Regions from separate parts of the Homo sapiens genome. Here region 1 is linked to region 2. The links are chromatin loops, found by intact Hi-C in ENCODE. Cell type or tissue: Caco-2. All regions are shown on one strand. Each heading gives the region's core, and the rest is flanking DNA. Links, peaks and the distances in the headings are about the cores only. Region 1 has its middle 250 kb from the start of LRIG3-DT. Region 2 has its middle 150 kb from the start of LINC02448.

Evidence for each region. Hi-C counts contacts between places; a loop is a spot of excess contacts. Peaks named below come from ENCODE experiments on the same cell type or tissue, not always from the same donor. Only the 100,000 strongest peaks of a DNase experiment are listed, where the experiment ranks them.
Region 1: a loop joins it to region 2, with 11 times the contacts of the local background. A loop is called at or near these places in 3 of 110 quality-filtered maps.

The regions. Positions count from the first base shown.
Region 1 is chr12:59,172,340-59,175,270 of GRCh38, reverse strand. No RefSeq gene overlaps it. Among named protein-coding and RNA genes, the nearest start is that of LRIG3-DT, 250 kb to the right of the region's middle. In Caco-2, for the core only: no CTCF peak of the experiment used is centred there; no DNase peak of the experiment used is centred there.
Region 2 is chr12:59,371,823-59,374,753 of GRCh38, reverse strand. No RefSeq gene overlaps it. Among named protein-coding and RNA genes, the nearest start is that of LINC02448, 150 kb to the left of the region's middle. In Caco-2, for the core only: no CTCF peak of the experiment used is centred there; a DNase peak (open chromatin) is centred at 1,613.

The DNA of each region.
Region 1 (2,931 bases), core at 290-2,789, 200 kb after region 2:
CGTTAACATTTTTGAAATTTATAGTCTTTTTACATATGGTACATAAAATAATGGTCCATTTTACAATGATGGCATCTTAGATTGATGAAATCTAATAGTTTGTGCATCTGTGATGTACCGGGTCCTAAGTACTTTATAGGCATTATCTCATTTAATTATCATGCTGCTAACGAATGAATGTGCCCCTCCAAAATTCGTATGTTGAAATCTTATTTGGAGATGGTACTTTTGGGAGGTAATTAGGTCATAAGAGCAGAGCCCTCAAAAATGGTATTAGTGCCCTTATAAAAGACTCCAGAGAGCCCCCTCACCTCTTCTGTCATGTGAGAACATAGAGAGAAGACGGCCATTTATGAACTGGGAAGTGGCCTCCACTAGACACTGAATCTGCCAGGGCCTTAATCTTAGACCTCTCCAGCCTCCAGAACTGTGAGAAATAAATGTTTGGTTGAGCTGCCCATTCTAAGTATTTTTGTTACAGCAGCCCAAACAGACTGAGACACATGGTAACCAAGGGTAGATATTCTTATCCTCATTTTGTAGGTCTGATTTAGAGTTAAAGAAAAACATTGGCCAGAAGTAGTGGCTCACACCTGTAATCCCAACACTTTGGGAGGCCAAGGTGGGCGGATCTCCTGAGGTTGGGAGTTTGAGACCAGCCTGACCAACATGGTGAAACCCTGTCTCTACTAAAAATACAAAAATTAGTAGGATGTGGTGGCCAGTGCCTGTAATCCCAGCTACTCAGGGGACTGAGGCACAAGAATTGCTTGGACCCAGGAGGTGGAGGTTGTAGTGAGCTGAGACCATGCCACTGCACTCTAACCTGAGCGACATGACGAGACTCCATTGCAAAAAAAAAAAAAATCCATTCCAAATGGGAGAAATTGACCACAACAGGGGCTGGAGACTCCATGCAAGTCCAAAATCTATCAGGGCAGTAAAGTTACAAGATGATCTCCTTTGACTTCTTGTCTTGCATCTGGGTCACAAAATTAGCTGGTCGTGGTGGTGTGTGCCTGTAATGCCAGCTGCTCAGGAGGCTGAGGCAGGAGAATCGCTTGAACCCAGGAGGCAGAGGTTGCGATGAGCTGAGATTGTGCCATTGCACTCCAGCCTAAGCAGTAAGAGTGAAATTACATCTCAAAAAAAAAAGAAAAGAAAAAGAAAAATGTTTGTGATCACACAGCTAGTAATGATGGAGTCAATTCAACTGACATGTGTCTGGTTGGAAAGTTCATGCTATTAGTCAGTTCACCGGCACGCTCTTCTAAGAAAGGTTTGGATAATTTTTTTTTTAATAAAGAAAAAATTTTAAAGTCTCAGAGGTGCTTCTGTGTATTTGCTAATGCTTCTCATGCTTCTTAGATATCCCTCTGCTGGTCAAATCCTGCAGCCTCAGAGCCATACTGCACTTGCAGCAGCTGTACCATTTAATGTTGATTCTCAGAGCTAATCTAACATTAGAACGCAATTTAATGTTGAGGTGATTCTAAGAAGCCAGAACACTGTCGAGGAAGGTTGTCTCCTTTTTCAAAATGAGACATAATGTCTATTTCATTCCATTTTGATAATATTTTAGTACAGACTAAAATTCCCGATAGTAATCTCTATGAAAAGCAAAAATTATTTCCCCATTTAAATAATTTTACCACAGCCTTAAAAAGTCCAAATTGACGAGATAACTTTCACCACAGAATTTTACAATGAATTAGAAATGTCTTTTTAAAAAGTTTGTGTTCATATGATAATTTTTAAAACTATTATTAAACCTCAGTATTTTGGGAAATATTTGAAAGAATAACAGAGGCTACAGGATTGATGACTAAGTGCCTCACAACACTACCTTAATATTTGTTATGGTAAGAACCATGACATTCTTATTTTTACAGCTATTTCAATATCAAACTGAGGCAATAACAAATATGCTAAACTAGATTTAGAACCAAAATGAAGAGCTCAAGAAAAAATATCATAAATGTTACCAATAAGAATCTATTTGGTGAAGCTACAACATATCTATTGCTATTTTAACATGCACAATCATTACGTTCTAGGTTGTTCCCAAATTACTAATTCAAAACATACTGAAGGGCTGAAAATGACTGCACATTAATGGCAATTCAATATGAAGTGAATAAAATACAATATCGTCAATTTTCGTCATCTCTAATGTTCACTTTAGTTACTCTAGATGAAATGTGCACTGTCAAGATGCTAACCAATCTTGAAATAAGAACTCGGCCTGTATTTCCCTATCCCATGATTGCTCCCTTAGTCCCACATCAAGTTCTAATTTAGGAGTCTTTTCTTTCAGAGATTCTACCTAATCACTGGCAGCCAGAATGATGCCACTCTGTTGTCAACAACTTGAACTTGTAAAAAGAGTTTCCAGTCTTATAAAACTGTACAAGTAGTATATATATATGTAGAGATTTTATAGGTAATATACATTAATTATACCACACTGATTCACCCAAAAGCATTGTGTTGTAAATCTTCCCATAGAAGTCCATAAATTCCATCTTTTTTTTTAACTGACCCAAAGTATTCTATGGTATGTATGTACCATAATTTATTTATTTAACAGCTTTCTTTTTATATTTATCTATGTTGTTTCCATTTCTCTTTTGTTTTTGTATTTCAAATAATACAGAGAACATTCTTGGATGAGATATATTGTATATGTGTAGGAATTTCTCCAGAGTAGATACTTTAAAATAATTATTGGAAATTATAGATGTTTAAATTTTTTTTCACAGAAACTATCCAATTACTCCGCAAAATTGCTATACCTTGGCTGGACATGGTGACTCATGCCTATAATCCCAGCATTTTGAGAGGCCAAGGTTGGAGGATTGCTTAAGCTCAGAAGTTGAGGCTGAGACCAGTCTGAGCAATATGGTAAAACTCTGTCTCTACAAAAAATAT
Region 2 (2,931 bases), core at 158-2,657:
AAAAAGTTTAAATAATAGAAAAATTTATTATTTATGACCTCCAAAGGTGAGAGGGAATAGAGCCCACAGCAGAGGTGGCAGAAGCCACCTTAGGGAGAAAACGAGATGTTAGTTCTCTAATGGATAGTATAAAATTAAAAAGGACATGTGAAGATGTGGGTAGGTTGAAATGTTTTAAGTAAAGAAAATGAGGAAGTTTCAATCTGATACTTTTTATTTTTTTCTTGAAAGTCCATATATATATATATATCCATATATATATATATCTCCAAATATATATATATCCATATATATACACACACACACACACAGACACAAGCATGTTACAAGCATACTGACACAACATAATTTTGGTTACTCTTCGGCAACTGCTTTCTTGCCTTTAACACTATGGTTCAGTCTTACTAGCATTTACCTCTGGAGTCTGTCATGTGAGCTCACCTAGGATGGGCAGCATGTAAAATATATATTTTGTGAGCTCACCTAGGATGGGCAGCATGTAAAACATATATTTTGTGAGCTCACCTAGGATGGGCAGCATGTAAAACATATATTTTAACACATATTTTACATATTATATATTTTTATTTTATTTCTCTCTACATAATAAATTCTACTTGACATCTTGCCTTAGGCATTTTAGTGGCTCTTCAAATTCAAATGTGAGAAATGGAGAGCCTTTGCATCTGCTGTTAATCTGCCTGTAATGTACATCTCTCCTCTTTATCTAGTTCATTCTTGCTTACCCTACAGATTTCAGTTTAAACAAAACTTTTTTCTCTTTGACTAGGTCAGTTTTTGTATTATGGGGTCTCATTATATCACTTAAATCTCTTTGTTCATCTCAGTTGCAAATTACATTTTTACATTTGTTACATTTGTGTGATTATTGTCTTTATCCCTCATTAAAGAACACATTCCAAGAAAAAAGAGACAGTATCTCACTGTGAAATTAACACCTAGAGCAATGTGCAGCATACAGTAGGTACACAATGAGCATTTGTTAAATGCATTTCAATGAGTATGTATCGGACTCTCTGACTTATAAACTTTATCTTAACACATTAGGACAGCACATTCTGCTTTTTCTTTGTGTCCCCTTTCACTCCATACCTTAGACAAGCCTGTTCCATCCTGACTCTATGGATGTCACAAGTATATCCACAGAACATAATTTTGGTCACTCTTTGGTAACTATCTTCTTGTCTTTACCACTATGGTTCAGTCTTCCTAGTATTTACCTTTGGAGGCTGCCATATGAGCTCACCTAGGATGGGGAACATGGAATACACAATATTTTAATAAATAATATCTTAATACACTGGCAAAGTCGTAGTAACATAATGAGAAAGTACTATGGTAAAAAGAGAGGGATAAGGAGGTTAGAGTCAGACAGAGGGAGGCTTGACAAGAAGAAACAGGAGAGAAAGCAGTGAGACCAAGAAAGAATAAGAAAGAGCAAGTGCCTATCTCATTCTATTATATTGTAGACTGGAATTGTCTATAACACAACCTTTTTTGTTTTTTACAATAAAAACTCTCCCTTTAGACATAGTATATTTCATGGCTCTACCCCAGTAGGTGGTGCTCTCACCACTGCTTCCCCTGCATAAACCTCCCCCGGAGAAGAGTTCGGCTTGGTTCACCCTGAGCCAGTCACTTTCTGGAAATACCCCATCATTCTTATTCAGGCATCTACACACTGACAAGCTCCAAATAGTCCTACCGCATAAATATGATTCCAATTTTACAAAAGAGAAAACCAAACCAGGAGTTATTATTTGGTTTACAATCAAAGTCACAGAGCTTATAATAGTGAAGAGTTTTCAATCCAGGCCTCCTGGTGAAAAATAGCCTGATTCTTAACTCTTCCCTAGTGATGCTATAGTTGATCACGTCTCAATAATGTATTAAGCAAATCACTGAAGTTAAAAAGGAAAAGGAGGCCGGACACAGTGGCTCACGCCTGTAATCCCAGTGGTTCAGGAGGCTGAGGTGGGTGGATCACGAGGTCAGGAGTTCAAGACCAGCCTGGCCAAGATAGTGAAACCCCACCTCTACTAAAAATACAAAAAATTTTTTACAGGTGGCACGCACCTGTAATCCCAGCTACTCTGGAGGCTGAGGCAGAGAATTGCTTAAACCTGGGGGGCAGAAGTTTCAGTGAGCCGAGATCACGCCACTGCACTCCAGCCTGTGCAACAGAGCAAGACTCTGTCTCAAAAAAAAAAAAAAAAAAAAGGAAAAGGAGAGTTAAATTTATTGAAGCATTTTCTAACAAACTAATGAAATGTGTTCACCCAGGTGAAGAGACCAAAGGCAGACCAGCTAATTCTGCAATCCCAGGGAGAACGCTAAAGTTATCTGGAGAGAAGGAACATGATTCCAGTAGGTTTAGTCCTTTGCAGAAAATTGAAAGATGTTCCTTCACCAAAGATATGACGACAGATGGCTAAATAGAAGTAGATGGCTAGTTCATAAATAAGAGAGCTAAAAGAGATTTTCTTAAATATAAATTCAAGGTATTTTGTTTATAGTAATATTTGTTTATAGTGAAAAATACTTCTTGACAAGCAAATGATGTATTGTGGGGAAGGAAGGACTATGCATTTTCTTTCATTACAAGTGCCAGAAATATGGGAGTAAATGACCAAGATATTTAATTTTACAAATTATATTAATCTTTGTATTACATGAAGCCATCGCTTAATAAACATCCTAGTATACTAAAGAGAAGACATTTCCTTCAAACACTGGAAAAATGTACTAATATATAAACATGGCTCAAATGCTTTCTAAATTTATGAGACTAAGGCCTTGTATAAGTTTAATAAGAAAAAATTACTAAACATTGATAAAAAATTTTAGAGTCACAGCTTATAGCAATATTTAAATCAATAAAACACCCATGTACAAATGTACCCCATTAAG